2 separate regions of the Homo sapiens genome follow, and region 2 is linked to region 1. The links are chromatin contacts, found by Hi-C or POLR2A ChIA-PET in ENCODE. All regions are on one chromosome and are shown on one strand. Each heading gives the region's core, a stretch centred on a gene start or an enhancer-like site at or near the end of the contact. The rest is flanking DNA. Distances are from core to core; before and after follow the strand shown.

Evidence for each region. Hi-C counts contacts between places; a loop is a spot of excess contacts on that map. ChIA-PET counts read pairs that join two places held with the same protein, here RNA polymerase II (POLR2A). Pooled maps may share reads with other maps.
Region 2: a map of PC-9 shows a loop between it and region 1 (12-fold over the local background). The contact joins the promoter of NBDY here to the enhancer-like site in region 1. A Hi-C loop is called at or near these places in 2 of 168 maps with a recorded cell type or tissue (PC-3 and PC-9) and 2 of 50 pooled maps. POLR2A ChIA-PET finds 5 or more read pairs at or near these places in 3 of 52 experiments (MCF 10A, WTC11 and activated T-cell).

Annotation. Positions count from the first base shown.
Region 1 is chrX:56,499,865-56,505,744 of GRCh38, reverse strand. No RefSeq gene overlaps it. Among named protein-coding and RNA genes, the nearest start is that of UBQLN2, 61 kb to the left of the region's middle. Within about 2 kb of position 1,689, at least 2 of the 41 ENCODE cell types and tissues checked have a DNase peak (open chromatin) inside an H3K27ac peak, as active enhancers do; they include PC-3 and PC-9, where a contact is called at or near this core.
Region 2 is chrX:56,725,013-56,730,964 of GRCh38, reverse strand. It overlaps NBDY (negative regulator of P-body association), which reads right to left and starts at 1,722. Exons shown (of 3, transcript NM_001348129.2): 1 at 1,376-1,722. The coding sequence starts at 1,611. The coding sequence ends at 1,405. RefSeq lists an enhancer at 1,602-1,681.

The DNA of each region.
Region 1 (5,880 bases), core at 440-2,939:
TGTTACAAAGTTCAGCTGGAGATTTTCTTCTTTCTGTGCTGTTTTCCCCCCACTCCTCTGGCCGCCCTCCCAATGGATCCCTGTAATGCCAGGCAGGTATGACCTGCTTGGGGACCCAGCAAGCTCCCAGGGCCTTTCTGCTGCTTCCTCTACCCCTGTATTTCACTTGGCTCTCTAAATTGACTCAGCTCCAGGTAAGTTGGAAACTTCTCCCACAAACAGACCTTCAGTTCCTCCAGTGGGGGTGTGTGTTCGGGAGAGAAGGATCACCCTTTCCCACTTCTGCCACTTCTGCTGTTGGGGCACTCCCAGTATTTGAGGTGTCTCCTGGGTCCTGCAAGAGCATTCTGCTTTCCTCAGAGGGTCTTTGGGTTCTCTTGGGATTGCTTATTTGTTTTTGCAGTCAATCTGGAGCTAAAATTCACAATGTGAGGCTCTGCACGCTGCTCTGTCTGTCCAAGTCAGAGCTGCAATCCTGCCTCCTGTCCACCATGATGATCAGGTTTTCCTTTATAGGTTACCTGGTGCTTTTGTCTCACAGATCTTAAGATTCTTTCATTCATCTTAACTTTAGATAACCTGATAGCAGTTTTGATTGTTTTTTATTTATGCTATTTCCTTGAATATTTCTCCCTTCACTTCTTGTGACTTTTTTTTTTTTTTTTTTGGATTTTCTTACACTGGGCTTCCTCCTTCTCTGATGTCTCCCTGATTAGCTTAATAACTAACCTACTGAATTATTTTTCAAGTAAATCAGAGATCTCTTCTTGGTTCGGGTCCCTTGCTGGTGAGCTAGTGTGATTTTTTGGGGGGTGTTAAAGAACCTTATTTGGTCATATTACCAGAGTTGGTTTTCTGGTTCCTTCTCATTTGGGTAGCCACTGTCAGAGGGAAGGTCTAGGGCAAAGGCTGTTGTTCAGAATCTTTTGTCCCACAGGGTGTTCCCTTGTTGTTGTACTCTACCCCTTTTTGCATGGATGTGGCTTCCTGAGAGCTGAGCTGCAGTGATTGTTGCCTCACATCTGGATCTAGCAACCCAGCAAGTCTACCAGGCTGGGGGCTGGTGCTGGGGGTTGTCTGCACAGAGTCCTGTGATGTTAACCACCTGTGGGTCTCAGCCATGGATACCAGGACCTGTTCTGGTGGAGGTGGCAGGGGGGTGAAATAAACTCTGTGAGGGTTCTTAGCTTAGGTGGTTTAATGCACTATTTTTATGCTGGTTGTCCTCCTGCCAGGAGGTGTCGCTTTCCAGAGAGCATCAGCTATGCTAGTATGTTGTGGAATAGGCAGTAGGCAGGGCCCTAGAACTCCCAAGAGTATATGCTTTTTGTCTTCAGTTACCAGGGTGGGTAGGGAAGAACCATTAGGTGGGGGCTGGGCTAGGTGTGTCTGAGCTCATACTCTCCTTTGGTGGGTCTTGCTACAGCTGCTGTGGGAGATGGGGGTGAGGTTCCCAGGTAAATGGAGTTATGTTCCTAGGAGGATTATGATTGTCTCTACCGTGTCATGCAGGTTTTCAGGGAAGTGGGGGAAAGCCAGCAGTCACAGGACTTACCCAGCTCCCATGCATTCCAAAGGGCTGCTCTCACTCCCTTCATGCCCCACACAACAGCACTGAGTCTATTTCCAGGCAGTGGGTGAGCAGGGCTGAGAACTCACCCCAGGCTATCTGCCTCCCAGATGTAAAAGCAAATATGGCTTTCCTTCTTCCCCTGCCTGTGGAGTCTGCACACCAGATTCACACCCTTCCTTGAGTTCTGGCCAGGAGGATTCTTAATCAGTTCAAATTGTTACAAAGTTCAGCTGAAGATTTCTTTCTCCCTGTGGCCTTTTACCAGTGCTTCTGGCCACCCTCCTGAAGGACCCATGTGAGGCCAGGCAAAAACGGCTTGCTAGGGGACCCAGCAAGGTCCTAGAACTTTTCCCACTGTTTCCTCTACCCTTGTTTTTTGCTCGGCTCTCTAAATTAACTCAGCTCTAAGTAAAGTCAAAATCTTCTCTGATAATCTAGGCCTTCAGTTTCTCCAGTAAAGGTGTGTGTTCAAGGGTGGACAATCTCCCTTTTCTGCTTCCACAGTTTGGGCACTCACAGTATTTGGGTGTCTCCCAGGTCCTGCAGGAGCAATATGCTTCCTTCAGGGTGTTTATGGGTCTTCTCAGATGTCCTGATTTATTCCTGCAGTCATTCTGCAGCAAAAATTTCTAATGCGAGCTTCCACATACTGCTCTGTCCGTTGAAGTCAGAGCTGCAATCTAGTCTTGCCTCCCATCCTCCGTGATCCCCCCAGACTCCAGGCAGCTGTATTTTTACTTTTTGCGGAGCCTCTAAACTGTTCTCCATAGTAGTTGTACTAATTAACATTTCCACCAAGGCTGTACAAGAGTGAAAAGGGTTCCCTTTTCTCCATCTCCTAGCCAGCATTTGGTATTGCCTGACTTTTGCATAAAAGCCATTTGAAATGGGCTGAGCTGATATCTCATTGTAGATTTGATTTGCATTTCTCTGATAATCAGTGATGTGGAGCACTTTTCATAGGCTTGTTTGCCATTTGTATGTCTTTTGATATATGTCTATTCAGATATTTTGCCCATTTTTAAATTGGAGTGTTAGATTTTTTTCTATAAAGTTGTTTGAGTTCCTTATATATTCTGGTTATTAATGTCTTCTAATATGAGTAGTTTGAATATATTTTCTCCCATTCTGAGTTGTCTCTTCACTTTGTCAATTGTTTCTTGTGTCAATTGCTGTGAAGAGGCTTTTTGACTTGATATGATTCCATTTCTTTTATTTTTGCTTTGGTTTCCTGTGCTTGTGGGGTATTACTTAAGAAATCTTTGCCCACTTCAATGTTATGGAGAGTTTCCTCAATGTTTTCTGTTAGTAAGTTTGTAGTTTGTGGTGTTAGATTTAAGTCTTCAATCCATTTTGGTTTGATTTTTGTATATGGTGAAAGATAGAGGTCTTGTTTTATTCTTCTCCATGTGGACATTTCGTTTTCCCACCACTATTTAGTGAAGAAATTGTCCTTCCCTCAATATATGTTCTTGACACCTTTGTGAAAAATGAACTCACTTTAGATGTATGGATTTATCTTTGGGTTCTTCATTCTGTTTCACTCATCTATGTGTCTGTTTTTATGCCAGTTCCATGCCATTTTGGTTACTATAGCTGCATAGTATAATTTCCAGTCAGATAATGTGATTCCTCCAGTTTTCTTTTCTTGTTGTTATTATTTAGGATAGTCTTAGCTATTCTCGGTCTTTTGTGGTTCCATATAAATTTTAGGACTTTTTTTCTATTTTTGTGAAGAATGTCATTAATATTTTGATAGTTATTACATTAAATTTATAGATTGCTTTGGGTAGTATGGACTTTTTAACAATATTGATACTTCCAATCCATGAACATAGAATATCTTTACATTTTTGGGGTCTTTTGAAATTTCTTGCATAAATGTTTTATAGTGTTTATTGTAGAGATCTTCCACTTCTTTGATTAATTTACTTTCTAGGTATTTTATCTTATTTGTAGCAATTGTAAATGGGATTACTTTCTTTTTTAATTTCTATTTTAAGTTCAGGAGTACAAGTGCAGATTTATTACATAGGTAAACTTGTAATATGGGGATTTGTTGTAAAAACTATTTTATCACTCAAGTATTAAGCCAAGTACCCATTAGTTATTTTTCTTGATTTCTTTTTCAAATTGTTCACTGTTGACCTATAGACATGCTTCTGATTTATGTATGTTAATTTTGTGTGCTGAAACTTTACTGTGTTTCTTTCTCTCTTCTAATAGTTTTTTGCTGGAGTCTTTAGGTTTTCCAAAATATAAGATTATATTATCTAAATAAAAGGATAACTTGACTTCTTCCTTTCCAACTTGAATGCTCTTTATTTCTTTTCTTGTCTGATGGCTCCAACTAGTACTTCCAATACCACGTGGAATAAAAGTGGTGAAAGTAGACATCCTTGTGTTCCAGATCTAAGAGGAAAAGCGTTCAGTGTTCCCCATTCATGTAATTTTAGCTGTGAATTTGTCATATATGGGTTATGTTGAAATATGATTCCTTCTACATCCAGTTTTTAAAGCATTTTTAGTGCAAAGAATTGTTGAATTTCATCAAATGCTTTTTCAACATCTATTGAAATGATCATATGGTTTTTGTCCTTCATTTTGTTGATATGATGTGTTACATTAATTGATTTGCATATGTTGAACCATTTTTGCATCCCTGGGATAAATCCCACTTGGTCAAAATGAATGATCTTTTAAATATGATGGTTTGCTAGCCTTTTGCGAGAATTTTTGTATTAATACTTGTCAGTAATACTGGCTTGTAGATTTGTTGTTGTTGTATCTTTGTCTGGATTTGGTATCAGGATAATATTGGCCTCATATAATAAGTTTGGAAGTATTCTCTCCTCCTCTACTGTTTGAAACAGCTTGAGTAGGATTTGTATTTGTCTTTAAATGTTTGATAGAATTCAGCCTTTTTTACCTGCTCCAGTGCCTCTTTCAGTGATATGAATTTAAAAGTAGATACTGTGAGTTCTCACTGGATTTTTGGTACTTATGAAGGTGCTGTTTTTGTGTAAATAGTTGTAAAATGTGGTGTTCCTGTGGTGTTCCTGTGCGGGTTACAAACCGCAATTACAATGTTAGAGTATTCTGTATTTGTCTATGTACTTACTATTATCAGTGGTTGATTACCAGTATCAGATGATTACTTCCTATTTTTTAACATCCTTTTCTTTCAAATTGAAAAACTCCCTTTAGCATTTCTTGTGAGATAGGTTTGGTCTTGATAAAATTGGTTGACTTTTGTTTGTCTGGGATGGTCTTTATTTCTCCCTTATGTGTAAAGGCTAATTTTGCTGAATATAATATTCTACACTTAAAGTTTTTTCTTTCAGTACTTATACGTCATCCCATTCTCTCCTGAACTGTAAGGTTTCTGCTGAAAACATTGTTGCCAGATGTTTCAGAGCTCCTTTATATGTTATTTGCTTATTTTCTCTTGCTTTCAGAATCCTCTCTTTATCCCTGACTTTAGAGTTTAATATTCCTTGATGTAGTATTATTTGGGTTGAATCATCTTGATGTGCTATGACCTTCTTTACCTGGATATTTATATCTTCCTCTAAGTTTGAAAAGTTCTCTGTTATTATTCTTTTCAATAAATATTCTACCCTGATTTCTCTCTCTCTCTCTCTCTCTGTGTGTGTGTGTGTGTGTGTGTGTGTACAGATATATAGATATGGATAGATAGATACATATAGATATATTTCTTCTCTAAGGTCAACAAGTCTTAGATTTGCTGTTTTGAGTCTATTGTCTAGGTCTTGTAGGTGTGGTTTATTATTTTTTATTCTTTCTTTTTTCTCCTCTGACTGTAGATTTTTATACAGCCTCTCTTCGTCTCACTATTTCTTTCTTCTACTTAATCAATTCTGCTACTGAGAGACTCTGATGCATTTGTCAGTTTGTCAAAGTTTTCAACTCCAAAATTTCTGCTTAATTTTTAAAAATTATTTTAGTTTCTTTGTTAAATTTCTGTGATAGAATTCTGAATTTCTTCTCTGTGTTATCTTGAAGTCCATTGAGCTTCCTCAGGACAGTTATTTTAAATTCTCTGGGTGAAAGGTCACATATATTTGTCACTTCAAGGTCATTGGTTTCTTATTTAGCTTGGTGAGGTCATGTTTACCTTGATGTTCTTATAACTTGCATACATTTGTCAATGTTTGGGAATTGAAAAGTCAGGTACTTATTTCAGTCTTCACAGTATTGAGCTTGTTTGTAGCCATCCTTCTTGATAAGGCTTTCCATGTATTCAAAAAGAATTAAGTATTGTTATCTAAGACTATGATGTTTCC
Region 2 (5,952 bases), core at 473-2,972, 230 kb before region 1:
TACCCATTGCAAGGGCTTCATAAAGGTTTACTGCACGAATGAAGAAAAGATGCTTCTCTCCTTTGAATTAAAAGGATCTATAAAACTTGGGTCAGATTCAGTTTTATAATTTGCATTCTATAAAGTTCATCTAAATATCAGAGATTCCTTTTCTGATAGTAAGAATAGGAATCTTAAAATACAAATAGTAGCACTTGATGGATATTGGAATGAAGTATATGCTCAGCATAACATTTAAGGCCCTGAAGCACTTTATCTTCACCTCCTAGTCCTTCTTGTAGATTCAAAATTATAGCCAAGCTGTTTCCAGAAGAATTCTGCCTTTTCTCTGGAAACCCTCGGCCTGAAAAGCATTCCCTGCCCCTCCACATGGCAGATGTCACTCAACCTTTAAGGCCCACCCAAAGTTCCTCCTTCCTTTTTTTTTTTTTTTTTTTTTTTTTTTTTTTTTGAGACGTAGTTTTTTGCTATTGTCGCCCAGGCTGGAGAGCAATGGCGCGATCTCGGCTCACTGCAACCTCTGCCTTCCAGGTTCAAATGATTGTCCTGCCTTAGCCTCCCGAGTTGCTGAGATTACAGGCGTCCACCATCACGCCTGGCTAATTTTTGTAACTTTAGTAGAGACGGGGTTTCACCGTGTTGGCCACGCTGGTCTCGAACTCCTGACCTGATCTGCTCACCTCGGCATCCCAAAGTGCTAGGATAATAGGCGTGAGCCACCGCGTCCGCCCCCCTACTCCTCCTTTTTGATGGCTCATGATTACTACCAGGCAGTGACTTGGTCCATCCTCCACCCTTCCTGAATACCTTGAACAAGCAAACATTATGGCACTTGGATTTGACTATCACATTGTAGCTTTAAAAAAAAAAATTCAACTCTCCTGCCTTACACAGAGAAAGACATACACTTCTGAAGGCTGGCCTTCAACAGATGCTTTTTATTGGCCTTGAACCAGCCTTTTTTTTTTTAACAAAAAAATTTTCCAATGCACGCAAAAGTAGAGAGAATAATATAATAAATCCCTACATATACATCACCCAGCTTTAAATTATCAACTCATGAGCATTTTTATTACACTTTCCCTCCACCTTGGCACCAATGACTTACTTTCAAGCAAATCAAAAGATTCAAGTCTATTTCTTAGAAAATATAACTACAATTATTTCATCTAAAATATTACAAATAATTATTTAATGTCGTTAAATATCCATCATTTCATTCAAGCATATTTTGTGAAAGAGCTGCTTAATCCCTGCATGTTATTTTTTCTATTTTGAAATCATGGAAAGAACAGGGAAAAGGGGAAGGAAATTTGTGAGAATGCATAAATAAGTTTCAAAGAGCCTAGATGTCCTAGATGAGAAAGAATCTGACCTGGTTTAGGGTGGGAGAAATTTATTTCTCTACTTCTCCGGAGGAGGAGGGTGCGACTTCAGGCCGGCTGATGCAGGAGGAGGTGCGGAGGGTAGAGTGGTACTACCTCCGTTGGGAGTTCCTTCCGGATAATCCCAACGCGGAGCGAGGAGGCAGCGCTTTTTTGGAGGCTTGGCTTCCCGTGCGTTTCCAGGTGGGAGAGTGGATCTCCCGGAGGCACAAGGTTGGTCTCCCATAAGGATTACAGAAACGGGTCGTCAGTTTTCTCCGGTGGGCCCTGGCAAAGCCAAGAGACCTGAGATGGCGGCGAGTCCCCTCCAGGCACAGAGCTGGCTTCCTCCTGTTTCGCTCTTACCGTATTTCCTGTATCCTGAGACGTACATCCCTTCTCCGCCTCCACCCCTCCTCCCTACCCCATTCTATTTTAATGTTTCTATTAGGATGGGTGTTAAAAACCGATGTCGTTATTTAATATAGTGTTTTTCCATCGCGCCCCACCCCCACTAAATGTAAATAAATTTATTGAGAATTTAATATAATTTATGCAATTTTAAGATGAGAAGAAATTCAAGTTTACCTTTAAGTGGTAAACTCTGAATGGCTTATATGTGTGGGAGGGACGCGGGGGTGGGCGGTAACCAAATAAATTATTGAAGAGCTTTACAAGCCAGCTGCAGATGCACATCACAGAGCTGTGAAACTAGCTACAAACATTTAAAAAGCAATATGCAAACATGTAAGTTGACTAGAGTGCAGAATAGCACACTAGCACAAACCATGGAAATTGAATGTGGAAAATGAATTCACCGTATGTCATAGAATCTAAGATCATTTTTTCTTTATTTTTTAAGCAAATTTGTAATTTTTGAAGGCTTATTATGTTTTTCCCCAAATTTGAATATCTAGGAAATCTCTGCGACCTAACAATTGATGGTACACTATACTTTAGTTGGCAGCTTTTTTTTTTCTTTCTTGTAGGTATGGAAAATAATGACCCATCTTACTAGTGATGATATGTTATATTCTATGATTTATGGTAACCAGAAGAAAGTACCACGTGTCTCAGAAGAAAAGGCTTCTGGAACTTCTTAGACCTTCATTATTAAAATAGCCTACACATCCATCTCCCTTTAGCTATGGACAAACTAGATCACACTTCTTCAGCTTTGTTCTCAGTGCTTTTTGTTTGTTTTTTGTTTTTTTAAATGGAGAGAGCTTAGTCCTTAATGCCAGAGTAGAAGTGCCTGTTAAACTCTGCTGTTTACAAGCTCTGAGCTCTTTGAGTAATTATTTAAATTCTTGGAACTTTGGTTTCTAGGCCATAATTTTTTCCTTGCAAAGGTGTTTCCATAACCAGGGATAATACATGTAAAGCATTTACTACTATAACTATCTCTTATCTCCACCCTTCTACCTTCCTCCAAGTAACCAGCACAGCCCTTTACACAAATTAGGTACTCAGTAAATATTTGGGAAATAAATGACCCCGTGGTTTTGTGCCAAATGCTACTAATAAAGACAGAAAAGTCAGATGTAGCTGTAGCTTAATGAAAAGATGTGAGGGAGGCATTGAGAGAGGCAATATTTTAGAGCTAGAAGAGTAGTTGGAACTAGACATACTGATGTGGGAGACAGCAACATAGAGGTGATAGTTAAAGACAAGGGAATGGATTATATCCCCAAGAGAAAATCTAAAGGAAAAATAATTGAGCTAAAAACAGAATATTGAGTAATTAGAGACAGATAGAAGAAAAGAAGTCTGCTGCAAAGGCTGAGAAAGAGTGGTCAAAGTCAGCGAAGAAGATTCTAACCCAGAGTTTCTCAATCTTGGTGCTATTGACATTTGAGGCCAAATCAATCTTTGTAGTGGTTGCCAGAGTTTACCGTTTAGCAATGTCCTAAGCTAAGCCTCTACCAACTATATGCCAGTACTACTCCCTACTCCTCAAGTTGTGATAACCAAAAAGATTTCCAAACATTGCCAGATGTCCCCTCGGGTACACAATTGTCCCCAGTTGAGAACCATTGGTCTATCCTTAATCCACCAAATTTGCTCCTTTCCTAGTTTTTTTTTTCTTTCATCTCAGTGAAATGTTATGCCTTCCACTCAGATATACAAGTCAAACTTTGGAGTCTTTATTTTTAGAAACTGAAGAATATTTTATTATTTATTCAAGTAAATGAAGTAACAATTTCACAGTCTTTTTACATAGGTCTCTAAATCTTCACGACTAAAGACATTAAGAGTTGCAGTTAAGTCGTTCTATAGCTATAGTTTTAGCAAATTAAGAGAAATATGTGCCTCGTTAGTAAAGTAACAGGAATTAAAAATTTTATCAACTCCAGCTAGGTTTAATTTACGGTAAACATTTGACTTGAGGTGAAAACAGTCCCAACTTAGAGTTGCTTCTATCAACATTGACTATTTATACCACAATTAGATTTATTTATTTATTTGTTTATATGCTTTGTGGTAAAGCATACATAACATAAACTTTACCATCTTAACATTTTTTAAGTGTACAGTTCAATAAGGTAAAGTATATTCTCATTGTTGTACAACCAATCTCGAGAACTTTTCCATACCTATCAAACAACTCTCCATTTTACCCTCCTTCCAGCTGCTGGAAACCACCATTATACTTGCAACTGGAATTTTGTTTGTTTTCATTATATTAAAACGGAGATCTAAAGCCTTTATTATTCCAGGTTTCAAAACAGGTTTTTTTTCCATCATCTTTTTTTTTTCAACATCAGTGAACCAGCTGAATGTGAATCATGAAGCCAGAAGAGGGCACTGTTAGGTTGGAGGAACATAGAGGCCAATTTGAGAAGTGCTACAGATCCAACTCTCATAATTTACAATGATCAAAAGATGACAATAGAAAATAAAACTAAACCCACCTCTGAGTGATAGTAAATGGTTTTCATTTAGTTTTTTAAATTGAGAAGTTGGGTGATTAATTTGATTTCTTTTGAAAATTAGCTTTTCTTTTTAAAATTTTCTTAATTTTTAAATTTTTTTATTTCTATAGGTTTTTTGGGGAACAGGTGGTATTTAGCTACATGAGTAAGTGCTTTAGTGGTGATTCGTGAGATTTTGGTGCACCCATCACTCGAGCAGTATACACTGAACCCAGTTTGTAGTCTTTTATCCCTCATGCCCCTCCCACCCGTTCCCTGAGTCCTCAAAGTCTATTTTATCATTCTGATGCCTTTGCGTCCTCATATCTTAGATCCCACTTATGAGTGAAAACATACGATGCTTTGTTTTCCATTCCTGAGTTATTTCACTTAGAATAATACTGTCCAGTTCCGTCCAGGTTGCTGCAAATGCCATTAATTCGTTTGTTTTTAAGGCTGAGTAGTATTCAATCATATATATATATATACACACACACACACACACACACATACATATATATATAACAATATTGTTATATATATATAACAATACATATATTGTTATATATATATAACAATACATATATTGTTATATATATAACATATATTGTTATACATATATTGTTATACATATATATAACAATTTTGTTATACATATATATAACAATATTGTTATAGTGTATATATTTATACATATATGTGTATATGTTTATACATATATATGTATATATTTATACATATATATGTATATATGTATAAATATATATATGCATATGTGTCTATATACCCATATATGTGTATATGTATATATACACATATATGTACACACATATATGTACATATATGTGTATATATACATATATGTGTATATGTGTATATACATATATGTGTATATGTGTATATATGTATATATGTTATATATATGTGTATATATGTGTATATGTGTATATATGTGTATATATGTTATATATGTATATATACATATATTGTTATATGTATATATAACAATATAACAATATTGTTATATGTATATATAACAATATAACAATATTGTTATATGTATATATAACAATATAACAATATTGTTATATGTATATATAACAATATAACAATATTGTTATATGTATATATAACAATATAACAATATTGTTATATGTATATATAACAATATAACAATATTGTTACACACACACACACACATATATATATATATGTATAACAATTTTGTTATCCTCTCGTGTGATGGGCATTTGGGCTGGTTCCATAGTTTTGCAATTGTGAATTGTGCTGCTATACACTTGCATATGCAAGTATCTTTTTCGTATAATGACTTTTCCTCTGGGTAGATATGCAGTAGTGGGAGGATTGCTGGATCGAATTGTAGTTCTTCTATTAGTTCTTTCAGGAATCTTCACACTGTTTTTCATAGTGTTTATACTAGTTTACATTCCCTCCAGCATTGTAGAAGTGTTCCTTTTCAATGGCATCCACACCAACGTCTATTATTTTTTTGATTTTTTGATTATGGCCATTCCTGCAGGAGTAAGGTGGTATCACATTGTGGTTTTGACTTGCATTTCCCTGATCATTAGTGATGTTGAGCAGTTTTTTATATGTTTGTTGGCCATTTGTATATCTTCTTTTGAGAATTGTCTATTCGTGTCCTCAGCCCA